Linked DNA regions of Homo sapiens: region 1 is linked to region 2. A link is an interaction called in ENCODE POLR2A ChIA-PET data of the cell type or tissue named here. Cell type or tissue: MCF 10A. All regions are shown on one strand. Links, peaks and the distances in the headings refer to the core of each region. The heading gives the core; the rest is flanking DNA.

Region 1 (16,199 bases), core at 6,016-11,015, 210 kb after region 2:
TTTCAGATAAACTGCTAGTGTATGTTTGGAATACGTTAAATGCATAAACTTACTGCTTTATATTTTCTTTTTTTTTGGAGACGGAGTCTTCGCTTTGTCTCGCCCAGGCTGGAGTGCAGTGGTGTGATCTCAGCTCACTGCAACCTCTGCCTCCTGGGTTCAAGCGACTCTCCTGCCTCTGCCTCCTGATTAGCTGGGACTACAGGTGCATGCCACCACGCCCGGCTAATTTTTTGTATTTTTAGTAGAGATGGGGTTTCACCGTGTTAGCCAGGATGGTCTCCATCTCCTGACCTCGTGATCCGCCCGCCTCTGCCTCCCAAAGTGCTGGGATGACAGGTGTGAGCTACTATGCCCGGCGCTTTATATTCTTTAGTAATTTCTGGCCATTGTGGCTCCTTAAGCTTGTTAATTAATTTAGTGTCCATATTCATATCTTAATGATACTGAGAAATTGGTTAAATTGGTTTTTGGTGTCTGTCTCTTGCTTATGAAAGATAAACTGTAGTTCAGCTATTTATTAGCATTGAGTTTTTCTAGAATAGTTAAATTTTTTTGTTTGTTTTTGAGACAGGGTCTTATTCTGCCCCCTGGGTTCAAGCGATTCTCCTGACCCAGCCTCCTGAGTAGCTGGGATTACAGGGGTATGCCACCACGTCCAGCTAATTTTTGTATTTTTAGTAGAGACACGGTTTCACCATATTGGCCCGGTTGATCTCGAACTCCTGACCTCAGGTGATCTGCCCGCCTCGGCCTCCCAAAGTGTTGGGATTACAGGCATGAGCCTCTGCACCCAGCCTTAACTGCTTTATTTTAATAAAGTTGTAATATATTTGAGATGGCAAGACCATTCTCTTCAGACTGTTAATGGTAATTTTTTAAAATTATTTTTTATTTTTAGACTGGGTTGCACACTGTCACCTAGGCTGGTCTTGAACTTCTAGCTTCAAGCAATCCTCCTGTTTCAGCCTCCCAAAGTATTGGGATTACAGGCTTGAGAAACCCTCTTAATTTAAGGACTGCAGAAGCTTACTTTTTTTTTTTGCATAAGGGCCTTTGATAGTCATTGTTTATGGCTACAAACTAATTTGATTTTGACTAAATTATCTGAGTTATAAACTTCATTTATTTCCACCTTAGTTATTGTAACCATCCTTAATTCATACACAAAAAAGATGCTTTAAAAAATTAGTAAAACACTCTCGTTATAAAAATTAGGAAATTAGAGGAGGAAAAAGGAAATAAAAAATCACCTGCAGTCAGTATCTTTATCCAGAGATAAGCATTGTTACTGTGTATGACACACTGGTTTCTGTGTGTTTGAACTCTGTTTTTATAGTTATCGTTATATTGTATGGTTGTACAGTTTGCCTGTTTTACCACATAGCAAAAGCATTTTCCCATTTAAGATCTTGAGGTTTTTAGATTAAAAAGCAGCAAAATATTTGTACACAGTAATCATAATTGGGGTGTGTGTGTGTGTGTGTGTATGTATGTGTGTGTGTGTATGTATAGGGGTGTGTGTATGTGTATGTATGTATGTATGCCACCATACAGCAGCGTAATTATGTGTATACATACGTATGCACACACGGTTATGTTGCTGTATGGTGGCATCATTTGCCTGATTTACCTTATAGAAAAACCATTTCCCACATTAAAATTTTGAAGTTATATATAAAAAACACTTGAATTCTTGAGTATATATTATTTTTTTAATTCTCAGTAAGAGAAAATTAGAATGTTTGTCCCACAGATGCAAACATTTAGTTAGAACTAAATCTAGTAAATTGATCATTGATACATTTGATTGCTCTGAACAGAAGTTTAGAAGTCATGGTTGATATATTACAAAGCTAAATTATTTTTTTCACTTCCAGTCTTTGTTCAGAGATTTGCAAGAAAGTCCATTCACTGCTTCGCATATAATTTGGGGTATTATCAGTAGTTTGTTTTTAGAACAGTGGTACTGTGTGGTTCAGAAATTTGTAAAAGCCAAGTGTTAGGGTGTTTAATAACAGTACATTGTAAGTTCTTTGAGGAGCTGGGCACGGTGGCTCACACCTGTAATCCAGCACTTTGGGAGGCCAAGGCGGGCAGATCACCTGAGGTCAGGAGTTCGAGACCAGCCTGACCAACATGGAGAAACCCCATCTCTACTAAAAATACAAAATTAGCCGGGTGTGGTGACGCATGCCTGTTATCCCAGCTACTTGGGAGGCTGAGGCAGGAGAATCGCTTGAACCCGGGAGGCGGAGGTTGCGGTGAGCTGAGATTGCGCCATTGCATTCCAGCCTGGGCAATAAGAGCAAAACTCCATCTCAAAAAAAAAAAAGTTCTTTAAAGAAGTTTAGTTTCGTATATTGACTAAGCTATAGGGGGAAAAGCCTTACTGTGCCTTTTCCACTTCCTACCCACTCAAGATAACCTAAGTTGGCTTCCTTTATTTAAAGTGTTAAATCTACTCTAGAGCATACCAAAGATATTTTGAAAATATAGGAAATTCTTAATGCATTTAAAAGGAACTACTTCCCAATCAGTTTTTTTCCCATCATAGAAGTAATGTATACTCAGAGATATCTTAAAAAACAAGGAAAAATAAAAACCAAAATAACCCCACTGAAGTTTCATCACTAAAAGACAATGTCGATATAGCATTTAGAATGTTTGCCTGTTCCTCCCTCTCATGATGGATTTTAATATTTATTCACCAAATGTTTATTGTACTCCTATGTGCTTGAGGCTGTCTCAGGTAGCAAATAGAGAAAAAAATTCTGCCCTTGTGAAACTTATGTTTCAGTGGGATCATAGGTGTATGTTTGCAATTTTATATCCTGAAAATTTTATAATTCAGTATAACATAAGAATTAGTATAAATATTTTTAATAGCTGCTTGACAGTTCCTTATGTGCATATGCCATAATTTCCTTCATTTCCCCACAGTGTTAAGTATGTTATTTTTGCTATTGTAAATATAGTGGGCGAGGGTCTTACTCCACAAGGTTGTAACCATGAAATAATATTTCTGTTTTATGAAAACCAAATTTAATCTGTGTTGTATCCTTACCTAATTGAGATGGCCATTATTTCCCTGCACAAATCCCCCTCCCTCTAATCCTTGGTGAGCTTCTTACATTCCAGAACTTTATCAGGAAAGGGCTTTCCTCCAGTCTTTCACCTACACCGCTTGTCATTGACATGCCCATTTATGTAAGTCTGGAAGGTTTCTTTAAGGCCTCGTTACAGAGAATATTGGGTAATAGGATCTTTGCACAATTTTCCGAAGGAAAGTTTTTACCATTATTGTCTCTCCCTTCTCCCTGCAGCTCCCAAGGAGGGTGAGTGTATTGATCTTTTCTGGATGAATCCTCTAATCCCTTCCTTTCCTCCAGCATCTACCTCTCAAACTCCATTCTCATCCCCTCCCTCTTGAGTATAATCCAACCAGACTCCTTCCTTTGGGCCTGGACTTTCTCAGACAGAAGCCAGCTGAGGAGACTGTCTTCTAATTGCTGGTTCTAAAATAACAGTCTTGAGGCTAGAGGCCCACAAGGGCTTGGAATAGGAGAAGGGAATTTGCCTACTTAGCCTTGTGAACAAAACACTGATCAGTACCTCAGATTTCACTGTTTAGAACTATTTTCTTAGGATTAAATTTCAGAAATGGAATTACTGGTTCTAAGGGCATGATAAGGGCATGAACATTTAAATACTTTCTATTCATTGTAAGATTGTTTTCCAGAAGAGTTATATAGATTTTCAGTGTCCCAAGTGAGAGTTCTTATTTTATTAACCCCATTTATCAATACTGTTAAATATTTCATAAACTATAGTTTATGTCTGCAGAACTTCCCCCATATGCTTTGATAATAATAACTAATTGTATTTCCTCTTTTGTCTTTTGTTATATTTTTGCCTTCAGGTGCTTTTCTCCCCTAACCAGTTTTCATAAGTTCCTTATATCAGAATGAATCCTTTTATATTTTCTGCAAATATTTTTCAATGCCGAGAATTTAATGTCAATAGTATATCACTGTTTATACCATCAAATTGGTTAGTCATCTTAATTCTGTTTTTCTTTTTTTCATTTAAGTATAGTGAATCTTTGAACTTGATAGGTGAATTTCTGGTTTTTTATCTTCTTGATATTGGTGTTTAAAATGGATTTATCTTCATGGATATATTTATGTTATAGTATTAAAATCTGAAATTGAACTTAGTATACAAAAAATAGATTTTTAAAATGTTTATACTAGCTCCTTATCAATGTTTAAAATTTTGCTTTTGCAGTTACAATAATGGTTATTCCCTTATTTCTGTATTTACTAGTAGAGAGTAAATTAAGACATTACTGAATACAATGAGATAAATGGCTTATCAAGTAATAGTCTTTCTTGTAACACAAATGAGTTCTTAGATCAGTTGTCTTTAAATTTGTCTTGTTATGGCAAGTTGTGTTTTCAGTGGCAACTTTTTTTAGGGCCTAACGTAAAGTTTGATCAGAAGTTTGACGTGTAATCCCAGCACTTTGGGAGGCCAAAGCCAGAGAGGATCACTTAAGGCCAAGAATTTGAGACCAGCCTGAGCAACATAGCAAGACCTCATCTCTGCAAAAAAAAATTAACATATTAGCTGAGTGAGGTGGTACATGCCTGGAGTCCTAGCTATAGTTCAAGGCTGCAGTGAGCTATGGTCGTGCCACTCTACTCTAGCCTGGGCAATAGAGCAACACCTTGTCTCAAAAAAAAGTTTGAGCTATGTATGTTTGAAGGGCTTGTGTTCTCAAATTGGTGAGAAAAGGGTGGCGATTTGATACTATTTATGAACCAGACACTGTGTTTTATATATATTCTCTTTTATTCTTGTGTCATATATTCTTATGTCACCTGAATGAGGTATCAGTCCCATTTTACAGGGTGAAGAGACTGAAATGAAGTAATTTGCCAAGCTTGTGTTCAACAAACGTAGAAGTGGCAGTGGAGCCTAGATCATTCTTGTTTGTTTGTTTTTCATTTTTGTTTTAAAAGCTGAGCATGCTTCTCTTCAAACTTTATGATTACCTTGTAGTGCACGTTAAAACTAATAGCTCAGGTTGTCTGTGACCCCAAAGACAATAAAGACAGGATCTCATTCTGTGGCCCAGACTGGAGTGAAGTGGCAGGATCATGGCTTACTGCAGCTTTGAACTCCTGGGCTCAAGCAGTCCTTCCCCTTTAGCCTCCCGAGTAGCTGGGACTACAGGCATGTACCACCATGCCTGGCTAATTTTTAAAAGTTTTTGTAGAGATGGGGTCAAGCTATGTTGCTCAGGCTGGTCTCCAACTCTTGGCCACAAGTGATCCTTTGCCTCAGCCTCCCAACGTGCTGGGATTACAGGTGTGAGACACTGTGGCCTTTTTCAGTTTTCAAGCTGCTGTTTGTTGTTACATTTTAAAAATGTGAAGTTAAAGTCAGATCTCTGTGTGTGTTTGTGTGTTTGTGTGTGTGTGTGTGTGTGTGTGTGTGTGTGTTTCTTGAGATGGAGTCTCGCTTTATCCCCAGGCTGAGTGCAGTGGCGCAATCTTGGCTCACTGCAACCTCCACCTCCCAGGTTCAAGCGATTCTTCTGCTTCAGCCTCCCGAGTAGCTGGGACTACAGGTGCGTGCCACCGTGCCTGGCTAATTTTTTGTATTTTTAGGAGAGACAGGGTTTCACCATGTTGGCCAGGATGGTCTTGCTCTCTTGACCTCGTGATCTGCCCGCCTTGGCCTCCCAAAGCGCTGGGATTACAGGTGTGAGCTACCGCGCCTGGCCCAGATCTTAATGTGTTCTTGCTCTGCGTGGTGTTTGTACCTGGGCTGGTGCTTTGGGAGAGAAGTTGCATTGTATGGTTGTCCAAGGACTTCCAAGAAGACAGTAAAAGAAAATTAAGATTTATTATAAATTAGAATGTGAACTATAGAGAATTGACCCATAGTGCTATGTTTGAGTCATAATAACTGACTAGTGTTTACAAAGACTTATTCACACAGAGTAGCTATTCATTCAGAAGTGTTGAAGATAAAAAGACTGTACTAAATGACCTCTTGGTCCCTTTATTGTTACTATTCTGTGATTTATTGAGAATTATGTGTATATTTAAACTCATTCCATGATGTGCAGTGTTAACTTTTTAGTTACTTTTCTTATTGGATAAAATTAGTCAGCATCTGTGCTTTTTTTCATTTGGAGGGATTTTTTTTGTTTTTTTTTTTGTTTTTTTTTTTGAGATGGAGTCTCGCTCTGTCACCAGGCTGGAGTGCAGTGGTGCGATCTTGGCCCACTGCAGCCTCCGCCTCCTGGGTTCAAGGAATTCTGCCTCAGCCTCCTCAGTAGCTGGGACTACAGGTGCACGCCACCACGCCCAGCTAATTTTTGTATTCTTAGTAGAGACAGGGTTTCACCATGTTGGCCAGGATGGTCTCATTCTCCTGAGGTAGTGATGTGCCTGCCTCGGCCTCCCAAAGTGCTGGGATTACAGGTGTGAGCCACCGCGCCCAGCCTGGAATTTTTAAGTAGCTAAAGAATTAGATTTGTTTTTATGTGAAAGATATGATTTTGTCATAGAGTTAGGCACTTGTGTTACTTTGGACCAAACGTAGTCTGCTAGAATTTTGAGATAGAGCTAGATATGATCTACCATGGAACATAATTCAGCTATGTAATTTCTTAAGTACTAGTATATTATGAACTGGGAAGCATTTGAAGAGAAACAGTGAAAGCAAAGCTCCTGGTATTTTTCATGAAATGACAAGTGGTAAATAGTATCTATTAAAATTCACTGTAGTTGCTCAGTGAAACACATCAATAGCTACATGGTAGCTATTTAAGAAAAATAACTTACCACAGACTCAGGAAACTTTACAGTGTTTGACTTCCAACAGTTTACAGTATTTATCATCTGTGTTTGTTTGCTGTTCAGATATGGTAGATTCGTCATATTAAACACAAGCTTCATGCGGTAAATGTGACTCTAAAACATAATCCAAAACTTTGGCAGTGGATGCCTTGTTACTTTAGAAAGACTTTAAACCTCACTTTGTATTTAGTGCTCTAGCTATCAAATCTATAAGTAGTAGCTGAGTCCTGGTTACTTAAATGATTTAAATGATGATATTCTCACCTAAAAGGGCTCATTTACCAACCTAAGCAATTTCACCTTTTTGCTTATAATTAGGGTTAAATTGTGCTTAAACTGTTTACTTGACCTGTGGGAAACCAGAAGAAGGCTACTCCCTTATACTACTGAATGTTTAGAATTTTAATACCTGTGATTGTGGTTTGATGTTTTAGTTTTAAAAGGCATTGAAAATCTTGAAATTTATGTAAAATTCTCTTTTTAAATTTTTTATTATTAATTTTTTTTTCGTCTTTTCCTTTTTCTTTCTTTTTTTCTGAGACGGAGTCTCACCCTGTCACCCAGGCTAGAGTGCAGTGGCGCCATCTTGGCTCACTGCAACCTCCACCTCCCGGGTTCAAGCAGTTCTCCTGCCTCAGCCTTCCGAGTAGCTGGGATTACAGGCATGCCATCACGCCTGGCTAATTTTTATATTTTCAGTAGAGACAGGCTTTCACCATGTTGGCCAGGCTGGCCTCAAACTCCTGACCTCAACTGATCCACCTGCCTCAGCCTGCCAAAGTGCTGGGATTACAGGTGTGAGCCACCGTGCCCGGCCAATGATCTTTTTTTTTTTTTTTTTTAAAGTCATTCGTAGAAATTGGAAGGAAATATCTATCGTGCTAACATTCATTAGAGTTTAAGATTATGAATGACTTATTAAAATATAAAATGATAAGGACAGTACATGTAAACTCTAGAACGAATTTTAAATTCTTAGTAATACTGGTAATAGTTATTAATACAGGTATGACTTCTCTCTCGTGCTGTTTCTGGTGAACACCACCACAGGGTCACAGTAAGGTTCTAAAAATATGAGCAAAAGCTGGTACTACCAGGAAATTCAAATTCCATACCTGGGAATCTCAGAACTCAGGGAGGAATAAACATTACAGGGGGAGCAAACAATAATGGGGAGTATTGTTTGAGAAATAAGAAATTAAGAATTTTACTGCTCTAAAATGTAAAAGTAAAACAGGTGAAGTCTGGATTTTCTTTTGTTTTTATGAAGTTCAGTGGGAGAGCATTCTCTTCTGTTAAAATTGCCACTAATTATGTGTTTTTTCTAAATCATATTGTCTGCTTTTCTCCAAAACAGTTGAATAATGTACTCATTTTCATAAAATTTTAGAAAAATTAGTGAGTAAATTTTTGGCAGTTATTTTATTTGACATGTGAGTGGTATTTGCCTTCAGATTTCGAATTCCCTGTTGGGAAAGTAATATGGTTATGTTGCTGTGACTATAATATTAAAATGCACAGACACACTATAAATTCCCTTTCCCTTAATTTTCTTTGCCTTTCTTTTCTTTCTTTTCTTTTCTGTTTTTTTTTTTTCTTTTTTTTTTTTGAGACATAGTTTCACTTTGTAGCCCGGGCTGGAGTGCAGTGGCACGATCTGGGCTCACTGCAACCTCTGCCTCCTGAGTTCAAGTGATTCTCCTGTCTCAGCCTCCTGAGTAGCTGGAATTACAGGTGCGCGCCGCACCTGGCTAATCTTTGTATTTTTAGTAGAGACAGGGTTTCGCCATGTTGGCCAGGCTGGTCTTGAATTCTTGACCTCAAGTGATCCACCTGCCTCACCCTCCCAAAGTGCTGGGATTACAGGCGTGAGCCACCGCGCCTGGCTCCTTTCCCTTAATTTTCTGAAAGAAAAATTCACATACAGCCGTGTGAATTGACTGGACTGTGAAATTAAAATAATGGATTTTTTTGGTCTTTATACTGCAAGTTTGAGAAATAAAGAACAAAGCATTTTCTCTGTGGATGCGAAGAACTCTGTACTTGACTCAGCTTCCTTTTTCTCTTGCCTGCATTTTTTGTTTACTTCACTGGCTTGATTAGTCATAATAAGGCTCAGTACCTCTGCCATTCCCAATGTTAAGCAATTTTTTAAAATTTGGAATTTTGTGGATAATCATTAACAGAGTTGCTTAATGGGTAATGTTGTTTTCTTTATGGAAATAATTTGAGGCACCTTTTCTGGGGTTCTTGGCAAGAAATATGAGTTTATTATGGATATTTAGGAAAGAGGATGTAGAAATAAACCTTTGTTTGTAGTATGAAGCTGTGATAATCTGCCCCATCTTTGTCTAATTCCGTTTTAACTTCTGTCCTTAACATGTTTCTCTTCTTAATCAGTTGTCAGTGAAGATTTATTTATCAGGAGATGGGAATGGAGTATTTTGGATATACTTCAAGTTTTGAATGATAACCGTTAAAATACATACAATGTTTTAATAGTGAGATACACTGATCACAAAAATATGGTCTGATTTAACTTTATTTTGTGGTACTTTTCTTCTAAGTTTAGACAGATGATAGAAATTCACAAAAATTTCAGTCATAGTTATGGCCACAGTTAGGCATTCCCAAAGGAAGTGTGTTGCATTCCTAAGTGTAGTGTGTTGCATGCACTACTGAGCATAATGGGAAAAGAAAAGTGCTATAAAAACCTAAGTACCAAGTAACTAGCTAGAAAAAGCTTTTAATGGGAGAGCTGGCATGGTCATTAATCTGGTAGAATAGTATTTGAGGAAACAGTTGCATGTGTTAAGCTGCAGTTTCTTTTGGTTATTGAAAACCAAATAGGAAATTCTGAATTAATACTTACATGCTGAAGTATCTTTGTGGAGCTTATTTTGAGCGTTAGAGTGGGAGACTTAGTTCTAATGCAAACTATAGAAGAATGACCTTGGGTAAGTTTGTTGTCTAATTAGTAAACTGAGTGGTAGAGTTGGATAATCCTGTCAGCTTTAGGCCCATGCCTTAAATATGCTTCTTATCCTCTCACAGTCAAAAAGGATTTTTACCTTGGTACAGTCTGATTCCTGCAACACCTCTCTAGTTATTGAATGTATAGTAGTTTGCTATAGACAGACTACTTTGCAGTGGCTATCAAACCTTTCTGAGACTCATTCTAAGAAATACATTTACATTGTGACTTAGTATATGCACACATAAAAAGAAGAAAGTTTCACAAAATAGTTTCCTTACTAGCAATGAGCTGTTTTTTGTTTTATTTCGTTAACAACAACAACAACAACAACAAAAACTGCTAACCATCTTTTTCTTGGGGTTGCACTACTGTCCAATGAGCACATAGTGAGGGCAGTACTGCTAACGCCTACATAACATGCCTGCATCATCTAGAGCTTTGCTTTACCTTGGTACAATTTTTGGAAGAATGAAAAACTGCTTTTCCACAGGGGGAAAATACTGTTTACTGCCCATCTTTGAAAAACATTTTACTTAGAGCATAAACTTGAAGCTAGATCCTTTTAACCACTTAATTAAATCATACAGTAAGTTGTTGATAGCTATTTGCCACAAAATGAAAATATAGTGGCTATATGAATTTTAGCTGCTGTCACTGTTCATTAATCATAACATAAGCTCTGAACACAGTGTTTCTTCTTAGAAAGGTACAAATGATTATGATTTTGTATAACAACTGAAGTTAGGTGTGTGTGAAGTTTTATAATTGCTGGTCTTCATTAGATAAATTAAATTATAATTAAATGATCTGTTTTATTTTTGCTTTTTATTTGGTCTCTTATTAATAGGCACAATACTGGCATTAGCTATAACACAAACCAATGGCACTAAAAATCTTCAGAACCTTTTTGGATTTGAGTTTTTGAAAGATATTTTGTGGAGACTACAGATTTAATTTTAAAGTATAAATATGCTCTTATTTTAAATAAATGGGGTTTATACTTTGTGTTCTAATGATTGAGATAACTTTTTTTTTTGAGAACTTAAATTAAAATTCCCAGTCTTCTCTAGTTCTGTCAGATTTCTTTGTTCCCCCTCCCAGTGGTTGAGTTCTTATGGGATTTGTGGCTTATTTTTAAAATCCAATGATTAAAATGAAGTTTTCTGGCAATATTAATATTTGTGTGAATCTGGATATCCTCCTCACTTAACTTCTAAGGCTTTTTCTTCATCTGAAAATGACAATTTTGTATACTTGGCTGGATTATTTTAAGTAACAAGTAACAAACACTGTGGTAGACTAACATTTGAGTTTGAAGTTTCATATAATTTTAAATCATTGTCATCGACTGACTTTGGAAAGTAACTTCTGAGATTTTTGGTCTGAAGTGACCCTGAAAGTTTATGACCTAATTATCATTTTATTAGGTCTGAATGTGAATGTTGCACTTTGAGAGGAAATAGTATAGAAGTAGTTACATTGCTGGGTGACTGATCTAGCAAGTCCCTAACAGTGCCATTAAGCTGTCCTGTAGTACATCTTATTTAGTTCTCTCAATAACTACATAGTATGTTGTCAGTCCTATTTTATAGATGAGAAAACCAAGGGAACAATTTGATAGAATAATGTTTCCAAAATCAGAGATCTAATCTTAGAAGGCTTAGTTGAATAACATTGGATATATTACTCTGCGGTTCCTAAGTCTATGAATTAATGGGAATTTTGAAATCTAATTGAAATCCAAGGAGAAAGTGATAGAAATAAAATTGTAGTGAGCGATGTCGGCTCACTGCAACCTCCACCTCCCAGGTTTAAGCGATTCTCCTGCCTTGGCCTTCCGAGCAGCTAGGATTACAGGCATGCACCACCACGCCCAGCTAATTTTTATATTTTTATAGAGACGGGGTTTTACCATGTTGGCCAGGCTGATCTCGAACTCCTGACCTGAAGTGATCCACCTGCCTCAGCCTCCCAAAGTGCTGGGATTACAGACATGAGCCACTGCGCCCAACCTAGTTTAAATTTTCTAGTAGCCACATTTAAAAAAAAACAGGTGGAATTAATTTCATGAATATGTTTCATATAACCCAATATATATCCAAACATAGTTTCTTTTTTTTTTTCTGAGACAGGGTCTTGCCCTGTCACCCAGGCTGGAGTGCAGTGAGTGGTGCACGATTATGGCTCACTGCAGCTTCGAACTCCTGGGCTTAAGCGATCCTCCAGCCTTAGCTTTCCAAGTAGCTGGGACTACAAGCACGTGCCACCACACCCTGCTAATGTTTAAATTTTTTTGTAGAGACGGGGGTAGGGTGGGTCTCACTATGTTACCCACACTGGTCTCGAACTCCTGGCCTCAAGTGAACCTCCTGCCTCAGCCTCCCAAAGTGCTGAGATTATAAGTGTGAGCCACCATCCTGGCCTAAATATCTTTCAGCATATAATCAGTATAAAAATTATAAAGATAGTATATATTCTTTTCTATTACATCTTCAAAATCTGCTGTGTGTTTTACACTTAACATATCTCGGTTCACACCAGCAACATTTCAGTGAAGTACTCAATAACCATACTTGGGGCTGGGCGTGGTGACACATACATGCCTGAATCCCAGCACTTTGGGAGGCTGAGGTGGGAGGATTGCTTGAGCCCAGGAGTTTGAGACCAGGCTAGGCAACAAACCAAGATGCTGTCTCCACCAAAAAAAAAACAAAACAAAAATTATCCAGGCACAGTGGCATGTGCCTGTAGTCCCAGCTACCTCGGAGGCTGAGGTGGGAGGATTGCTTGAGCCCAGGAGTTTGAGACCAGGCTAGGCAACAAACCAAGATGCTGTCTCCACCAAAAAAAAAAAAAAATTATCCAGGCACAGCGGCATGTGCCTGTAGTCCCAGCTACCTGGGAGGCTGAGGTGGGAGGATTGCTTGAGCCCAGGAGTTTGAGACCAGGCTAGGCAACAAACCAAGATGCTGTCTCCACCAAAAAAAAAAAAAAAATTATCCAGGCACAGCGGCATGTGCCTGTAGTCCCAGCTACCTGGGAGGCTGAGGTGGGAGGATTGCTTGAGCCCAGGAGTTTGAGACCAGGCTAGGCAACAAACCAAGATGCTGTCTCCACCAAAAAAAAAAAAAAAAAAAAAAAAAAATTATCCAGGCACAGCGGCATGTGCCTGTAGTCCCAGCTACTGGGGAGGCTGAGGTGGGAGGATTGCTTGAGCCCAGGAGTTTGAGACCAGGCTAGGCAACAAACCAAGATGCTGTCTCCACCAAAAAAAAAAAAAAGTATCCAGGCACAGTGGCATGTGCCTGTAGTCCCAGCTACCTGGGAGGCTGAGGTGGGAGGATTGCTTGAGCCCAGGAGTTTTGAGACCACAGTGAGCCATGATTGTGCCCCTGTGCTCCAACCTGGGTATCAGAGCAAGACTCCCATCTCTAAAGAAATTGTATTTTATTTATTTTATTTTTACAACCCAGATGTGTGAATCTTGAAGGAATTTTTTTTTAATTGGCTAATGGCTACTATTACTGGACAGCTCAATTTCTGAATGCCAAGTACCTCTTGTTAAACTGTTCAACAGCCTTTCCCTACCATCTCAAGAAGTTGGTGATAAAAATTATCAATAATGAATTACAGTTTTTTAATTTTTGCCTTTGATGTGATTGTCTTATTTTATAATATGTTAGCATTTAATATGAATATTTTTGTTGACATTTATTTTTTATTTTTAAAAATAGCATTATTGAAGTATAGTTGACATAATAAAATGTACATATTTAAAAGGTACAAATTTAATAAGTTGTCCACATCCATGAAACCATCACCACAGTCAAGATATTTATTACTATTTTCCTGAAGTCTTCCCTCCTAGCTGTGCAAATCTCCTGTCACTACATTAAAACTTTTAGATATTCTTCTTTTTTGGAGATAACCTCTCTTAAACTTCTAAACTTCACCATTTGTACTGGTTGCATTCTAGGTTGATGCTTAGGTTGGGGATCTTCATTCATTCTCATTTTGGAGATTCTTCTTATATCTAGCTGGTTTTTGATCCTGCTTCCAGAATCCCATTTCTTTCTCTTTCTTGGTCTCCTCATTTGTGAAAGAATAACTTCATAACTCTTTGAGAAAGGTCATTTGGGAGATAAATGTATTTTTGAGAACTTACATGTCTGAAAATATTTTCCTTCATCTTCCTTTCCCTTTCCTCTTTAATAGGTAGTTCGGATAACAAATTCTAGATTGGAAATAATTTATTTCAGAATTTTAAAGACATTTATTCTATTTTCTTCTAGCTTCCAGTATTGCTGTTAAAGTCTGAGGCTAGTAGGATTCTCTGTTCCCTGTAACCTATTGTTTTTTTCCTCTGGAAGTTTTCAGGTTTTTTGTCTTGTCCTCAGCGTTTTGAAATTTCAGCAATGTGCCTTGGTATGGGTCTCTTTTTTCCATTGTGGCTTTTTGTCTGGAAACTCACTGGCCATCAATTCTGAAAATTTACCTTCTACTCATTTCATTTCTTGCCCTCTGTTTTTTATGTTGCCCCTTCCAGAACTCCTGTTACATATATGTTGGTTCTCCTAGACCAATGGTCTAACGTCCATATCATTTTCTCCCCCCCCCCCACCCCCTCGAAGTGGAGTCTTGCTCTGTCACCCAGAGCTGGAGTGCAATGGTGTGATCTTGGCTCACTGCAGCCTCCACCTCCCAGGTTCAAGCAGTTCTGCCTCAGCCTCCCGAGTAGCTGGGATTACAGGCACCCGCCACCACGCCCAGCTAATTTTTTGTATTTTTAGTAGAGACGGGGTTTCACCGTGTTCGCCAGGGTGATCTGGATCTCCTGACCTCGTGATCCACCCGCCTCAGCCTCCCAAAGTGCTGGGATTACAAGCGTGAGCCACCACATGACCCTGCCTTTTCCAGGTTCCTTTTTTTGGTTGTTGTTATTTGTTACTGATTTTAGTTGCTCTTTAATTTTATTTATTTATTTTTTTGCTTCCCATGTAGATTGGATGCTCTTTAAAGACTTTTTTCAAGTAATCCCATGAGCCTTGGTTGTCGCATTTGAGTTGGGCACTGAAAACTGATAAATAAATGCGGTTTGCTGATTGTGGGCCCCAGTATAATCTGACTGTACTGTTCTGGCATCTTATGAAATGCAGATGTTGGGATCTTTAGAGCTGTTCATTTATGCTACTCAGATCCCTAGTTTTATATGCCAAAGTATAACTTATGCTTTATGTGATTTCCACTTTAGAGATTTTATTAAAACTTTTTATTTATAGTCTAATGTATGCTGTTGTAAAAATTGAAGTTCTATGTTTATTTGAAAATAGTATTTATTAAGGGAAAAAATCTGTATTTGTTAATTGTATTGCTTAAATTCCATGTATTTTTGTTGCCTTAGACTACTTGATTAGCTGATATTTGATAAACGTGTCAGCCCTACAAAATAATTGTGGATTTGTCAATTTCCGTTTGTATTTCTAACAGTTTTTATGTTATATATTCATAGCTTTATATTTAGGCTGGGTTAAGCATGAATGTTATATACGTAAATAATTGTACTTTTTATCAATATAAAATATGCAGCATTTTCTCAAATAATTCTCTTTGCTTAACACATTCCCTTTTTATATTGTCATTCTTTTTTCACATTTGTTTTATTTGTTCCTCTATCTTCCCTTTTTTTTTTTTTTTGAGACAGAATTTCACTCTTGTTGCCCAGGCTGGAGTGCAGTGGCACAATCTTGGCTCACTGCAACTTCTGCCTCATGGGTTTAAGTGATTCTCCTGCCTCAGTTTCCTGAGTAACTGAGATTATAGGCTCCTGCCACCAGGCCTGGCTAATTTTTGCATTTTAGTAGCGACAGGGTTTCATCATGTTGGTCAGGCTGGTGTCGAACTCCTTACCTCAGGTGATCCACCCACCTTGGCCTCCCAAAGTGCTGGGATTACCAGTGTGAGCCACTGTGCCTGGCCCTTTATCTTCTTTTTTATGTCATTTTAATTTTGATGTGTTTCTTATAAATAAACAGTGTTTAGACTTTTTTTTAAAGCCTGTTCCACAGGTTTTTTGTAATAGAGAACTTTAACGTACATTTATAGTAATAATTGGTATGTTTGGAGTTGGTCTTCTTCCTGCCTTCTATGTGTTTTAATTGGTATGTTTGGAGTTGGTCTTCTTCCTGCCTTCTATGTGTTTTATTTCTGCCTTGCCTTTCTTAGATAGATTTATTTTCTTTGCATTTTACACCTAGTAGTCTATCTTTTATGTAATTTTCATTATTTAAGTGACTTAAATGAAATTATGTATTTTTCATTGTTAATTTTTAAAACACCTACATATT
Region 2 (16,199 bases), core at 5,399-10,398:
CTGGGTGGAGAAGGCTAGATATAGGGCCAGAACGGTTTGGTGAGCAGTGGAGAGAAGCCAACGAGTGGCTGCTTCTAAACTGGCAGACCTTCTAAAAATCATTTCTGTTTCTGAGTTGGCAATGCTTTGCTAATGCTTTACAGATTTACCTTCCTCGTTATATTTGGCCCAGGCAAAGATCAAAATGAGTTTGCAGTCCTTAAACACATGCCTAAGGGAAGCTGAGACTGAAAGCCAGAATAGCTTACAGCAGGTTCGTGGAGAAGATTGTGCATATGTGCATCCACCTGCAATGGACTAATCTACAGTTCATGGGGCAGATGACGATAAGCGCAAGACATCTGGGCCAGGAACATTGGCTCCGAGCAGAACCCACAGAGGAGGAAGTAATTTAAAAGCCTTCCCACCCTCCAGGTCTGGGGTTTGCTCTCTTGAGCCCTCTCCAAGGCACAGATGGAGACCAGCCTGGATGCCTGAGCCTGCAGGACTAGACAAGTAAGTGGACTCAAGAGTGGATTTGAAGAAACCTTTATAGATATAGATTCCATTTTACAAGAAGGGAAAATTGAGGCCTGGAGCAGAAGGAAGCAGTGGGGTAGAGTCAGAACCAGCATCCTTAAGCCGGGCAGACTTGGCCTTAGACAGACATGCCTTACTTAGGTCCAGCAGATGCTACCAGGAAGGTATGGCTGGCAGTACCTGCGTCTGAGCTCAGGACTTCAGACCAAGATGGAAGTCCCTTAGACCAATAACATAAAAATCACTTTTTAACTCAGGTGCTGTGGGTAGGGAGCAAGGGCAGCTATACTGTCCTTTCAGAAGCTCTCCTGGGCTGTGGAAAGTGCCCACGAGCCTGGCAGATCACGGAGGAAGGAGGCAGAAGTTCCAGGCCCAGAACCTGTTGAGGAAGCAGAGAAGAGGCAATGAGGATGGCAGGCCAGATCAATGCCCCTCAACCTTCAGCATGCCCAGGATGCACCTGGCCACGTTACTCATGCACGTGCCTGTAGCACGTGCTCGAGCAGAGCCTGAGATTCTGCATTTCCAGCAAGTTCCTGGGTGGTTTGTGGATGCTGCTGACCCATGGACCACAGTCAGTAGCAAGAGCTGCTAGACAATGGCAGGGAGAAATTCCCCATCTCCACCTTTCCTCTTGCCGGAGGGGCAGAGTCAACCACTAATGGCATCGCCTCCACCCTGTCCCAGACCGTGGGAAAACCTGAGCCTGAGAGCAGAGAGCCATTAACACAGCAGTGGGGCTTTGTGCAAGCCTCGCTGAGGCCAGGCTCTTGCAGATCCTCTCCTTGCTCTCGGAGCTACAGGCCTTCCCCCTTTGTTTGGCAAGGGATCTGTTTCTTGCCCCAAAGCCCCAGAGGAGAGAGAAGGGCCACCTGGGGAGTCCCTGGAGCTGGGGTTCCTCCATCCTCCCTCACCTGGGTCCCAGGCTGCATTCAGAGAGGATTCCTTGAGGCCCTGGCAGCCAGGAACCCTGTTTTATGTGCCCCGAAGGCTGTAATGAAAACATTGATGACCACAGTGAAGAAGACCAAGATGGTGGCTGCGTTGTTGAGCTGGTTGAGTCGCCACTGCTTTTCTACCTCATTCAGGTTCAGCCGTGCTGCAGGGAAGTGGAGTGGGGGGAAAGGGTCAGAGACGGGGCCACAGCACGGAGCTGCCCCCACAACACCCACCAGAGTTTGGAGAGAGGGGCCCTTCAGAAACCCATGTGGCAGAAATCAAGGGAGGTGGTCGTCATCGGGCTGAGATGCCTCTGCCCTCGCCAACCAGTACAATGGGGCACCCTAGTGTGCTTCATCCCACCAGGATTTGGGAACTTAAGCTGGGTCCTGTAAGCGTGGGGACGAGTGCTCATGGAGAAGCGGTGAGCGAGTGAGTGAGTTAGCAGTTAGCGAGGTGCTGGCGCAGTCATTCAGCAGGTACTGCGGAGGGTCTGCTCCATGGGATACCAGGAGACAGGACAGGGCGCCTGCCCTCGCGGGGTGGAAGTTGGTCTTTGGGCCTCTGTTAGCGGAGGGCTCACTGCAGGTCAGCGTGTGGTTGCAAAGCTGCCTGTGCCAATGCAGGGTGGCCCAGGGGACACGTGGGGCCTTTCTGCCAGCCACGGGTGCCGAGGCAGAAGGTCTGACTGCAGGCTGGGCTCCTCACCAATGACCACGAGCAGGACACCGATGACCACCTGCAGGAGCAGAGAGAGGCTGATGAGGGTGACCAGGGTGGTGTAGTAGTGAGAGGATGGTCCCTGCTCCAGCACCGCCTTCAGCCGCATGGCGTTGGACATGAACAGGGCCACGTCCAGCATGCTCTCCGCCACGCTCTTCTTGGTGGCGTAATGGTTCAGGTTGATGGGCTGGCTCCTGGGGTCGGAGCTTCCAGGCTGTAGGGGAGAAAGCACAGACTTACCAAGGGGAGCTCTGGAAGGGAAGCAGTTGAGAGGTGGGAGAGAGGAGAGAGGTTTTAAAGCTCTTTCCAATCCAGATGGGAAGCTCAGGGCAAATGACACCCTTAGTTTCATGGCCTGATAAAATGAAGGGTTGGACGAGAAAACCCATAAGGACCTCTGCACTCTGAAATGACATTCTGTTGCAGTTGATACTTCCTGGAGAGTCACCCCTTCCCTCACACCTTCACACATCTGGCTGGAGAAAGCCGGGAGGGTTCTCTGCTGCTGGTAAAATGCACCTTCCTCACCCTATTCACTATTTTACCTGGGCCAGGCCTCAGCTTTGGGCTGTGTTCTTTTCCTCTGAGAGGAAAGCACCTGAGAAGACAATAAAAAGAGCTTGGAGGCTTGGGTGAAATAGAGAAAGGCACCTCCTCTCGCATAATGCTGTGGCCCCCAAGGCAGGGTGCACAGCTCAGCAGCTGATCATCGGCTGGATTTCCAACCCTCAGGAGCACTGGAGCTGCCGCCCTGCTCAGGCACACACGCTGTCAGACACAGGCTCTCAGCATACACATGCATGCATGCATGAGTGTATACACACAGTAATGCATACTAGTTAAACACTCACATCATTTTAATTATTACTTTTGGCTAGGATTTATTGAAGCATAATTTACTAAAGCTTCTCCAGAAGCCACTAACTCCAAAAGACAGAATCACAATACAGGGCATATGCTGTGGGCCTCTGGGTTGGGCCAAGAATTTCAGACTGGGCGCCATGACCAAGGGCAATCTGCAGTCACTCAAGAGTACTTGGAAGATTGATTTAGCAGTGGTGCTTGGAACAGACTGGGCCAGGAAGGGCTAGAAGCAGGGAGAGTCATTTAAAAGTTATAGTATTGATTTAGGATCAGGGTGAAAAGGAACTGAAGTGGAGCAAGGTGAGACAGGAAGGAATGGAGGACTCTGAAGGATGCTACGGCCTGGAGGTAGGGAAGATGACCCAGCAGATCACCATGACAGGACAGATACCTGCAGAGTGGGGAGAGACGGATGGATTGAAGGATGCTATGGCCTGGAGGTAGGGAAGATGACCCAGCAGATCACCACGACAGGACAGATACCTGCTGCGTGGGGACAGATGGATGGATAGATGGATGCGTGCCTATATATGCACAGTGATGCATACCAGTTAAACACTCGTAATTTGTTTTTAATTTTTTTGGCTAGGATTTATTGAAGCATAATTTACATTTGATTTTGTTTTGAAGTATAAAATAAAGCTTCATGGATGAAGGGATGGATGGATGGATGGAGAGATTGGTGGGTGGATGGATGGATGCGTGGATGATTGGATAGGCAGGTCTCAGAGGGTCTGGAATGTTCCTTGTACTTCGTGCAGCCCCAGCAAGTCACTTCACTTCTCTGTACCTCAGGGATTTACACAGAGGACAGTTGATTTACACATAGGCTAACTGATTTACCTATCTATCAGAACCTTTGGATTCTATGAGCCCTTAGGATACCCCGAAATGAGGCTGGGTGCAGTGGCTCATGCCCGTAACTCCAGCACTTTGAGAGGCCAAGGCAGGGGGATCATTTGAGGTCAGGAGTTTGAGACTAGCCTGGCCAACATGGCAAAATCCCGTCTCTACTAAAAATACAAAAAAATCAGCTGGGTATGGTGTCACACGCCTGTAATCCCAGCTACTCAGGAGGCTGAGGCAGGAGAATCACTTGAACCAGGAGGCAGAGGTTGCAGTGAGCAGAGATCGCACCATTGCACTCTAGCCTGGGTGGCAGAGTAAGACTCTTGTCTCAAAACAAAAACAAAAACAAAACTCTGAAATGCAGTAGTCTCCAGACTTTCTTGATAGTGTAATCTCAGCATTAAAAACTGTTTTGGCCATGCATCCTCAATATATGTACATTCTTCCATTATCAACTATACATATTTTTATTGGACTAATTATATATATAGTAAAATATGCAAAAGTAGAAACATTTGAAAGGATTACATAAAATTCAATATAAATAGAAGTTTAATTTTCTTATCCTAAAATATGGTCTTGGGCACTCGTCTTTGGAGATCCAGCTCTAATCCACATGCCTGGCTACAGATTGGACCAATCCTCTCCTAGGCCAACAGAAGGGAGCCTCTCTTCCCCAGTCCTTCTCCTAACGTTTGCCTTCAAAACTCAGCCCCACGTCTCCACCCTGCTCTTCTCACTTCCTTTCCAAGCTCCTGGCCCTTTGCTCTGTTTGCCAGGAGGGTGCACACACACAGACACATTCAAGAGGCACAGGGTGGTCATGGGTGCTAACAGCACCTGCTCTGATGGAATCCACCCTGGCAGCCTGTGCCCCGCAGGCTGCCCCTCTCTGACTCTGTGGACCAGTCATTGGAGGATCAAACATATAGGAGTGGCTCTTTCACTCTGACCACACTCCAGGCCATCAGCTTTCTACACGGGGCAGTTCCCTGCACCTGGGTTGTTCATTATTGAGATTCCGAGTGTCCTCAACTTCTGGACGGGGCAGGACTCACAGAGGGTAATCAGGAGTGTGCACTTTGGCCAGTGGAGCAATTTAAACACTTTCTCTGGGAGAGTAGAATGGAGACCAGCGGGTAGCATTCATTCAATAGATTGACTGTACATGCCAGGCGGTGCTTGGGGCTGTGAGGACACCCCCCCCCCCCCGCCCCCCGGGTAAGCACTGGGCCACAGGCTGCTCACAACAGGCCCTGGCAAACTCCTTTTGACAGCCACCAAAATCAGGCTGGGGCCCAGGGCCCACAGAAATAAGAAAAAAGGCCATAGGCACGAAAGGAATGGAGTGCTCACTATCTCTCCCATCTTCCTTCGTGTTTGATTTTGCTGGGGCCGGGGTTTCAGCTGGTGCTGGGGGCAGCCAGTGAGGTTGGAGGAGGTAGGGATGGAGGGTAAATGAGGACCTGCATGGACTTGGGAGGCCACACACGGCGTTCAGGGCCTTTGGAAATCCAGTTCAAGCAAGGCTGGCTTGTCTAGGGCCAGCTGGCATGGTTGGTTAGGGCCAGGGATCCCAGGGCCAACACTTCACAAAGGCCCATGGTCGCCGTCAGCCCCAAGGCTGCAACCTGTGGTCTTAGCCCATTTGGTGAAGGTTTGTCCTCGGTCTCCAAGAGCACTCATTAGGCAAGAGAGTCTCACCCCCTGCACCCAAATTCAAAGTGTCTCTGCCCAGGTTCAACTGTGCCCCCTGGCCTCCCTGCCCCATGGCTGTGCCACCCCTCCTGTCTCTTCCCCATCCTCCAGTTTGTGCAGTAGCAGCAAGCTTTGCCCTTTCTCCTCCTTCCTGGTCTAGCTCAGAGGGAGACAGACCCCCTTCCCCCCAAATGTATCGTTAACAGTGGACAAAACCTTAAACCCAAACCTCTAGTGGCATGTGTTGAGCACTGACCAAATAGTGGGGGAAGGGGTGGCAGGGGGTGGCAGGGGTGAGTACACGGGCAGCACGGAGGTCTTCCCAACCTCTATGGAAGGTATTGCCATTTGTAAGTTTTAACAGAGCTGGTTGGCTTTTGTTGTTACATTAATCTGAGAGCCATTGCTTCACAGAGGACGTGAGGCTCGCAGTGTGCTTAGGGGGTGCGCCTCATCCTTTCCTCGCTAAATGCGGGGCCGACTCGGGCCTGCCTTTCACTGCGGGTGCTGGGCGGGATCAGGGTGTCCCCGCCTGCTCCAGAGTGTCCACACGGTGGCGCGCGCGGTCCAGAGACGTGACTTGGGCGCCGCGGCTGCCGGGGGGCGTTTCCACCCCGAGGAACCCACGCGCAGGACGGGATTAATGGGAAACCTGGACCCCTCCGAGGCCCAGGACGGGAGCCTCGCCCGCAAGTCTGGATGGGCCGAACTAAAACCCACCAAACGCGTGCGTCAAGCCAGAGTTCGAGAATCAACCGAAGCTGAAATGGAGCCAGCGTGGGGTGGGGGGACCCAGAAGGGAGGGGCCTCCAGCACAACCTGCAGCCGAGGGGACGGCGGGCAGAAGGGCCGGCAGTGAGGCCCTGGCGAAGGTGCCTGGAAAGGGGTCCTCTCATTGCAGCATCTTTAAAAGCAGGGACCGGGCTTTTCTAATCCTCGTGGGCCAGTTTAGGTGCAGCCCTGCTCTGCGGCAGAGGGATGGATGGAATGACCTGAGGGCCCTCCCTTCTAGCGGGAGGAGAGGATCAGATAAAGTCCTAAATCCTGCAGGGGGTCATCCTTTTCGCCCACAGCCCAGGGACTGGGAGCAACTCCACAGGGGTCAGGGTGACAGAGGAGTGGGGAGCGCAGCAGGGTGGCCCCCGCTCCCGCTCAGAGGAGCTGGCCCTTTAAGGCCAGGCCCAGGCGGGTCGGGAACAGAGACCCGGGAATGTGGGCTGGACTGGGGAGCAGAGCCACCCAGCATGAGTCATTCCCGTTTCGCCGGACTCTTCGCCGCTGGCTCTCGCTTGCCGCCCTCCCCTGGCCCTGGCCCTGGCCTCTGCGCCCTCCCTGCAGAGCTGGTCCGGGTGGGCTGGCGGCCTCCACCCGCCACAAGCGCACAGGGCTCTGCCCACTCCCCGCCCCTTTTCTGCTGATCCTCGAGGAGCAGGGGACCGGTGGGCTAGGACTGCTGGTTGCTGGGCCCAGCTCTGCCTCTGGGCTTGGAACTTTGGTGCTGAGTTTCCACATCTATAAAACTGGAGGAAAATCCCATCTCTGGAGGGCAGAGGCCATGGACAGCAGAACGACACTTTGCTCCTTCACAGAAGGAAGGACAGAATCCAAGCGGTTCCCATTTTCCCAGGCTGAGATCCCTCTCTCAATGAGGCTGGCTCTCGGTATCTTCCTCAGGTCTCATTCTGCCCCGCCCCACTTGCCCCTCCCCTGCCACTCAAGGGCGGCAGGACACTGACCCAAGACTCATAGCTTTGGGCTCCCAGAGTCCCTGTTCAAGGCGCGGTTGCCTGTGGGAAAGGCTGCCCATCAAAATCTGGCCAACCAATGACACCTGGACAGACGGGGAGTTTGGGGCGGCATGAAGCTGGAGCGCGGCCAGTGCAGGGAAGGTGGGAGTAGATCCAGAGTTTGATCTGGACGCCCTTGGGCATCTGGGCAACAAGAGGACGTGGGTTTGATGATTGGCATGGGATGAGGCAGGGGGGTGGGGGACACCAGAGACCCAGCGGTTTGCCCCATTCCTGGGCCTGCCTGGCAGACGTGGGTTTGGTGATTGGCATGGGATGAGGCAGGGGGGTGGGGGACACCACAGACCCAGCGGTTTGCCCCATTCCTGGGCCTGCCCGGCACAGTCATTACCCTCCCTCTTCCGCGCCCTCCTCTCTCGTTCCAGCTCAGACTTCCCTGTCACCTAGGCCTCTTGCCAAGTCCCAGCTCCTAAGGCTGGTGCGATTCCATCCCTTGAAGTCAAGGATTGCTTCATTGTTCTGCCAGACAGCCCTTTATCCCTTAATCCTTGTTGGCCTATATTTTTGTTTATTTACAGGACTTAGGTTGGATAGGAAAGGAATGCCTTTTTTAACAGAAAAGTAAACATGTTTTTCATTGTTTATCGACTTTATGGTCAGTGGGGACCATAAGCTCCAACAGATCATTCTGCTCTTTCTTGGAAACAAGATTACAGGGCTGTTCTCCCAGAGGGCCATGGAGGTTGGGTAAACCCCAGAGTGGTAAGTAACTGCCCTACCAAAAAGCCATGGAGCCCGCAGATCAGTGTGTTTAGGCCCTGGGGCCTGTGGCAGGCAGTGTGTGTCCCAAGGGAAGTATAGGCATGGTGAGGGGAGTTGTAGCAGCCCAGAGGGCATCACCAAAGGCACCTTGACCACATTCCAGCCCTGCTTTAATGAGTGAGCAATCCGGGCCGGGAGCACTGGACGCCTTTTCTTATCATCTGCGAGGTCGAAGGGACTGGAACACAGGCTTCCTTGGGTCCTTCCTAGCACGGAGTAATCTAGGGATGGGAAAGCCGGCTCTGAGCGGAGAATCCCGGGGGCTGAGGACATCGCTGAGAGGCCGCTGCAGGGCATGGGTGACCTTCCCATGAGTCGTTCCTGCCAGCCCTGAGAACACCCACGTGGGAGCTTCCTGTGTGCCAGCGCACAGTCAGGGCTACACACTAGCAGGCCCAGAGGAACAGGGGCCTGTCACCCTGCTGGTGGCCTCAAAATGACCGACTGCCCGGGAAAGCCAGGCCTCCCTTGAGAAGGGGACAGTGGCGACCTAGGCTTTTGGAAAGCTGATTTCTCACAAAGGGAAAGGGTGGGTCCCAGCCTGGGAAGAGTGATTCGTTCAAAGGAAGGGGCTTAGGTGAGCTTTTAATTCGGTATCAGTCCTCTTGTCAGAATTCACTTGGGAAGGGTGCCTGGGCCTGTCACACTGTGTGCACACACAGTGGGCTCTCAGCACACTGGAACGATGGTGGTTCCCACTTACAGAGGACATACCTTGTGGCTGGCACAGGGTTAAACACAGGACATGAGTCACCTTATGTAGTCCTCACAACAGTTCTGCGAAGTAGATGAGGGCATCATCATCACAGTTGAGAAAATGGAGGCTCAGAGAGACTAAGTAACTTGCCCAAGATCACACAGCACAGAGTTTTTAATCCCAATCCTCTATGTGCCAGAGCCTGTAATTTTTTTTTTTTTTTTTTTTTTTGAGATGGAGTTTCACTTTTGTTGCCCAGGCTGGAGTGCAGTGGCACAATCTCAGCTCACTGCAACCTCCCACTCCAGGGTTCAAGCAATTCTCCTGCCTCAGCCTCCCGAGTAGCTGGGATTACAGGTGTGTGCCACCACACCCAGCTAATTTTTTTTTTTTTTTTTTTTGAGACAGAGTCTCGCTCTGTCGCCTAGGCTGGAGTGCAGTGGCGCAATCTCAGCTCACTGCAAGCTCCGCCTCCCGGGTTCACGCCATTCTCCTGCCTCAGCCTCCCGAGTAGCTGGGACTACAGGCGCCCGCCACCACACCCAGCTAATTTTTCTTATTTTTAGTAGAGACGGGGTTTCACCATGTTGCCCAGGCTCATCTCGAACTCATGACCTCAGGTGATTCACCTGCCTCAGCCTCCCAAAGTACTGGGATTATAGGCGTGAGCCACCACACCAGGCCCAGAGCCTGTAATTTTCACCCTTACTCTACTGTGCCCAAGAAGTGGAAGACATACTCCCTACTCCAAGGAGTTTAAGATTGAAAGATAAACACGTGCAGTCTGGCTGGGTGTGGTGCCGCATGCCTATTGCCATCCCAGCTATTTAGGAGGCTGAGACAGGAGAATTGCTTGAACCTCAGAGGCGGAGGTTGCAGTGGGACAAGATTGCACCACTGCACTCCAGCCTGGGCAACAGAGCAAGAGTCCATCTAAAACAAAAAAAACAGAAAAACAAAAAACAAACAAACAAAAAAACAGATAAAAAACAAAAACATATGCAGCCTAAGATGAAAGAAGACTAGTCCCATAGGGTACACATGCACACTTACTAAGAGGAGGCATAACCTCTACCTGAGTGAAACTTGTCTGAGGCTTTCCTGAATCTGCAGTGGGGCTGTGTCCCTGAGCCCCTGCACTGCTGCCTCAGAAGGGGCACTAGACCCAAAGACCCAAAGGCAAAAGGCTTGGGTTCAAACTGGTAAGAAGGGACCTGGGTGACTGGAAGAATAGGGTTGAGAGAAGGAATTTTATCTGTACCTTTTGAATTTTGAAACATGTGAATGAACTATCTTAAAAAATAAATTTGGCCGGGCAAGGTGGCTCATGCCTGTAATCCCAGCAGTTTGGGAGGCGGATCATGAGGTCAAGAGTTCGAGACCAGCCTGGCCAACATGATGAAACCCCGTCTCTACTAAAAATACAAAATTAGCAGGGTGTGGTGGTGCATGCTTATAATCCCAGCAACTTGGGAAGCTGAGGCAGGAGAATCGCTTGAACCTGGGAAGGCAGAGGTTGCAGTGAGCCGAGATGGTGCCACTGCACTCCAGCCTGGGCAACAAGAGCAAAACTCTGTCTCTAAAATAAATAAATAAATAGGCCAGGCGTGGAGGGAGGTTGCAGTGAGCTGATATTGTGCCACTGTACTCCAGCCAGGGTGACAGAGCGAGACTCCATCTCAAAAAAAATAATAATAATAACAATAATAAATTTGTAACAAAAGCAAATATGCACTCTGCTATGGTCTGAATGTGCCCCCTAAAGTTTATGGGTTGGAAACTTAATCCCTGCTGTAATAGTGTTGAGAAGTGGGAACTTTAAGAGGCAATTGGGTCACGAGGGCTCTGCCCTCATTTATGCCATTATCATGGCAGTGGGTCAGGTTATCTCAGGATTAAAAAAAAAAAAAAGGTGAGCTTGGCTCCCTTCCTCTCTCTTGGGCTTGCAAGCTCTCTGGCCCTGCCACCTTCTACCAGGGAAGGATGTGGCATGAAGGCCCTCACCAGATGCCAGTGCAATGTTCTTGGACTTGCCAGTCTCCAGAACCATGAGCCAAATACACTTCTATTGTTTATAAATCACCCAGTCTCAGTTATTCTGTTATAGCAACACAAAACAGACCAAGACATACCCCCAGAAGGCCAGTGGTTAAGATAAACATGTTAAAACAAAAGTGAATTTATGACTTCATCTCACCCAGACCCTAGCTGGTCCTCCTCTGAAGTGGGAATAATATCTGCCCTGTCTAGCACAAAGTGCTGTTAGAAAGATCAATAGGATCATGTGGGTGAATGTGCTTTGAAAGCTGTGAAGTATTAAACAAATATGAGATGAGAGGGAAATCTATCCCACAGAGGATTATACTCCCACGTGTGGGCCTAGAGGCATTTCAAATACTGTGTTGTGACTCAGGGCCCGTCCCAGCCCCAGTTTTGAAGTAGGCACCATTTATGGTCCTAACAACTTCCATGGTGTTTGAAATGCCTCCTGTACCCATTGGGCAGCCTCTCTCCTCGCTCCTGCTGGCTCTCGCCTTCGAGCCGCCTGCAGGAAGGGAAACACTCACACAAGCCCACCTGCATTGGGTCTCCAGGGTCATTGTTACTCAAGCGTAGTCCTCTCTCCTGGGGCCCCCACCCACCTCTCTAGCCTGGTCCCCAGCTCCTCCTCCCACCCCTGAAGAGCGAACCCTGTGCCCTGTGCCAGGCTCTGTGATGCTCAGACGTGCAGGGCCACACCAGATTACTCACTGTTCCCTGAACACACCCCACCCTTCCCAGCTGCTCCTGCTCTGCTCCAGGACTACAGGCCTTTCTTTCTTCACCATGCTCCCCCCAGGGAGAGCCTCCCCTCCTTTCTAGACCCTGTCCCCAAATGCACTCCACCAAGGCCCTGTTTGAAAGAAGGTCGCCTGCTCCCTGGCCTGTGCTGGCCTTGGGCGTTGTTGAGTCCTCCTGAGACGGCTCCTTCTGCTGCCCACTTTAGCACACGGACCCCATCTTCCACAGGCCTGAGTCTCCATGGAGCCTAGCTCAGCACCTTGCCCACATGAGGTACACAATGAATGATGATCGCATTGAATTTTTATGAGACAGCTTTTTCAAAAAAGGCAAAAGTAAGGCTCTTTAAGGGTGGGGCTTCAGGCACAGTGGCTTCTGGGTGGGGGAGAGGAGTTTGGGGAGTGAATCTTTGCTCTTAAACACCCCCACTGCAGGGAGAGCCCTTTTTCCCCTAGATCCTGCCTTTTCTCAGCAGTCCTGAGGGAGCCTCAGGGAATGAATGACTGGGGCTGGAAGCTGCAGCTGGTCTTCAGGCCAAAAGCTGTAAAAGCCCAGACCCCTGAGGCCTTCTGTCTGGGGCAGGCCGCATGCAGGCTCCTGACTGCAGCCAAGAGCAGTGATCTCGCCCTTAAAAATCAACAGTCTCTAATCCACGTCGGGGTGGGGTTTCTTTTGCGTGTTATTCCAGCAATAATACGTAACTGGTCCAGAAACCGCCTCTGAGCCCTGGGCACAGTCTCACTGAGAGTTCCAGCCCTTGCCCCGAGCTGCAAACTGGGGCCTAAAGCTGCAGCACCGAGAGGCCACGTGGGGCGAGGCCTCCCCGGAAGGCCTGCGGCGCCGCCGTTGTCCACCAGGGGGCGCCAGGAAACGGCGCGGCGAGGCCCCAGCTCAACCCGCCCGCGCGGGCACACCCGGGCTTTGACCCCTTTGTGATCGAGGACACGGACGGGTTTCTCTCCAACAAAAGGGGGCCATAAATTACAAACGGAAGCAGAGTGTGTAGGGAAGAACAGGAAAGCACGTGCGTTGAAACCGGAACTCGGGCCTGCTTGCTTGCTTATTTATTTTAGTTATTACTGTTTTCTTGGGGCAGGCCCTTGCTCTGTCGCCCAGGCTGCGGGGTGGTGGCCCCGTCATAGCTCACTGCAGCCTCAACCTCGGGGCTCAAGCGACCCTCCTGCTTCAGTCTCCCAAAGTGCCGGGGCTGCAGGCGCGAGCCGCCACCCCGGCCTCCGTGCTCTTTCTCAGGGAGCATTTTCCACCTCCCCTGCAAGAGGCCGTTTTGCCAGTGGCTTTCAGAAAAGACTGTTGTCATCTCGGGGTTCAGAGTTAATCGTGGATTTACCTACCACACAGAAATTTCCAAAGAATCGATCTGCTCCCTCTCAATATCCACCCTAAACAAGAGCACTTTCCCAATCAGCGCCTTGTCCTGGGGCTTCCAGACCCATCTGGCCTTTTGCTCTTTGCTCTATGCCCACTTGAGCTGTGAGGTTCTCAGAGACATTCCCCAAAGCCCTCCCAGCCGATCTCTGCTGACTTCAATCCTACTCATCCCTCAGGGGCTAACAAAATTGTTAAAATTTAAACAGTAATAATTAAATAATGATATTGCTGTATGTCAGGCATGACTCCACAAAGCAGGTATTAATACAGATGGTCCCCAGCTTTCGCACCATCGTAAGTGATACACTTTACAAACTGTCCTTCGAGTAGCCATACAACCACTCTCTTTTTCACTTTCAGTACATTATTCAATAAATTACACAAGATATTCAATAGTCTCTTATAAAGTAGGCTTTGTGTTAGATGATGTTGCCCAGCAGTAGGCTGGTGTAAGTGGGCTGAGCACGCTGAAGTTAAGCTAGGCTAAACTATGAAGTTCAGTAGGCTAAGTGTATTAAATGCATTTTGACTTACAATATTTTCAACTTACTATGGGTTTATCAGAATGTAGCTCTATCATAAGTTGAGAAGCAACACTAGTCTCATATATATATATACATATATATATATAAATATTTTGGCACGATCTTGGCTCACTGCAACCTCCACCTCCTGGATTCAAGCAATTCTCCTGCCTCAGCCTCCCAAGTAACTGGGATGTAGTCCCATTCTACAAGTGAAGAAGTTGAGGCTCAAAGAGGTCAAATGCCCAAAGTCACCAGATACTGAGGGATGGCCCCAGTGTCTAAATCCTAAGCCTGCGTTTTTCTCCTATATGCCAGTGGTTCTCCATGTGTGCTCCTTGAAGTAGCAGCAGCAACATCACCTGAAAACTCACTAGAAATGAAAAATTTTTAAATTTTTGTAGAGATGGGGTCTCACCATGTCGGCCAGGCTAAGTCTCAAACTCCTGAGTTCAAGCGATTCTCCCACCTCAGCCTCCCAAACTGTTGGGATTACAGGCGTGAGCCACTGCACCAGGCCCCGAGATCACCCTTTTATTTTTATTTTTTTTTAAGACAGGATCTCCCTCTGTCACCCTAAGGGAGGAGACCATCCCTCACATTGTCTTATGCCCAATTTCTGCCTCCAAATAAAGAAGAAGTAAAAACTAAAAGGCAGAAATGAAATCCACGAGCAGACAGCCCGGCCCCATACCCTGGGCCTGGTAGTTAAAGATCGACCCCTGACGTAATCAGTTATTTGTATAAGAAAAGCACTGTGAAGATCCCTGTCCTGTTCTGTTCCGTTCTAATTACCGGTGCATGCAGCCCCCGGTCACGTACCCCCTGATTACTCAATCAATCATGACCCTCTCACGCGGACCCCCTTAAAAGTTGTGAGCCCTTAAAAGGGACAGGAATTGCTCACTCGGGGAGCTCGGTTGTTGGAGATGTGAATCTTGCCAAAGCTCCTGGCCGAATAAAGCCCTTCTTTCTTTAACTCGGTGCCTGAGGGGTGTTGTCTGCGGCTTGCCCTGCTACAACCCAGGCTGGAGTGCAGTGGTGCAATCATGGCTCACTGTAGCTTCAAACTCCTGGGCTCAAGGGATCCTCTTGCCATAGCCTCCTGGGTAGCTGGGACTACAAGTGCACACCACTACACTACATTTTTAAAACGTTTTTTGTAGGAATGTGGTCTCGCTATGTTGCCCAGGCTGGTTTTGAACTCCTGGCCTCAAGGGATCCTCTCATCTTGCACCCTCAAAGTGCTGGGATTACAAGCATGAACCACTACACCCGGCCGAGAGCACCCATTTTTTAAGTATTAGAGCTGGCCTTTGAACCCAGCCAGGCTCTGGATTCTGTGTCCTTAACTGCTACAGCCCTGGAAGCATAGGCTGTGTAAGTCCCTCAACAATGGGGACCAGTCTAAAATATTTATAGGTAGCATATCTAGATCATTCCAGAGAGGAGTGAATGGATCCAAACTGTCTTTTGAACCAGCAGCCAGAGGCCCCAGCAGCTCCTGTCTTCCCAGCCCAGTGCTGCCAGCTGCTGCTGCTCATGAGTCTGTAAGGGTCTAGTGCTTTTATTCCCAGATCCTTTTCATGTCCTCACTCAGAAGCACTGAGAGCCTCTCGTTTTTGCTGAACCTTAGATTTTGTGATGGAGCCTAAATCCAGACAGGAAACCTAAACACGGGTAAGTGGAAAGGACTTTCAGAACAATTAATCATGAAGCAAAATGTCAACATTCCACATAAGGGTGTATATGAGTTTTGTATGTCCCCACTAGATTATACATTTCCAAAAGGTAAGAGTTATTTCCTCGGGATTTCAGGCAATTAGAATAAGAAGCAATGAGAGCTGAGCCTGCAGTCTCTGGCTATCGTCCAGGTGAGACCTCATGAAGTAGATCAGATCTGACAGTGAGATGGGAGAAAGGGAAGGTGGTGAATTTCCCACCCCACCCAGCCCTGCAGACAGCCTGCCAAGATTCCTACTGAGTTCAATGCAACAAACCTGTTTCCAGCTCCTAGCACGAGCTAGGCATCTAGGATACAACGAAGATCCCTGCCTTCCCGAAGCCCCTGTGAAAGAAAACTAGACTCTTGAGACCCCCAAATTCACCATGATGAAGAGAAAGTTAAGCTTGGACATGGAGTCACACAAAACAAAACAAAAACAAAACAAAACAAACAAAACAAAACAAAACAACTGCCTTCCTTGTGTTCCCAAACGGCAGTCATTTCACATGCTTACTTTATCTTACATAAAATGCGGATTCACCGAGCCCAGGACAAATACATAATTGATCCGCCCCCACTCCCTCTTGTCACATGTAAAATGTAGATTCATCGAGCACTATCAGAGCCTCACAAGAATGTGCCCCGAGCCTCACTGCCTACCCAACCTCCTTTTAAAAAAGCTTCCCCTCTTGCTTTGCTCTTTCCCTTTAAATATTGAAATTCCCAAAATCCTCTTTGGAAAAAGCATAGGTCACAGATCCTATGGTGTTTCTTTTCTCTGAGTTCACCCTCAACCTTGGCAAAACAAATCTCTCCTCAATGGAGATCTGTCTCAGTCACGTTTCGGTTTACATCCTATTCTCCTAATCCCCTAAAATGACAAAGCTTAGCAGAGAATAAGAGAATAAGCACTGGGCTGG

Evidence for each region. Peaks named below come from ENCODE experiments on the same cell type or tissue, not always from the same donor. Only the 100,000 strongest peaks of a DNase experiment are listed, where the experiment ranks them.
Region 1: POLR2A ChIA-PET joins it to region 2 with 12 read pairs; 8 of 35 experiments call an interaction of 5 or more read pairs at or near these places.

The regions. Positions count from the first base shown.
Region 1 is chr12:770,936-787,134 of GRCh38, forward strand. The region is part of intron 1 of WNK1 (WNK lysine deficient protein kinase 1); the gene reads left to right. It also overlaps the pseudogene RNU4ATAC16P. Among named protein-coding and RNA genes, the nearest start is that of WNK1, 26 kb to the left of the region's middle. In MCF 10A, for the core only: no CTCF peak of the experiment used is centred there; a DNase peak (open chromatin) is centred at 8,936.
Region 2 is chr12:563,784-579,982 of GRCh38, forward strand. NINJ2 (ninjurin 2) reads right to left here. Exons shown (of 4, transcript NM_016533.6): 2 at 2,167-2,395; 3 at 1,434-1,618; 4 at 513-898. The coding sequence ends at 1,452. Among named protein-coding and RNA genes, the nearest start is that of NINJ2-AS1, 59 kb to the right of the region's middle. RefSeq lists enhancers at 1,632-2,133, 2,134-2,633, 8,350-8,978, 12,312-12,813 and a silencer at 12,342-12,611. In MCF 10A, for the core only: a CTCF peak has its summit at 6,155 (motif pointing right); DNase peaks (open chromatin) are centred at 6,158, 6,808, 7,488, 7,788 and 2 weaker places.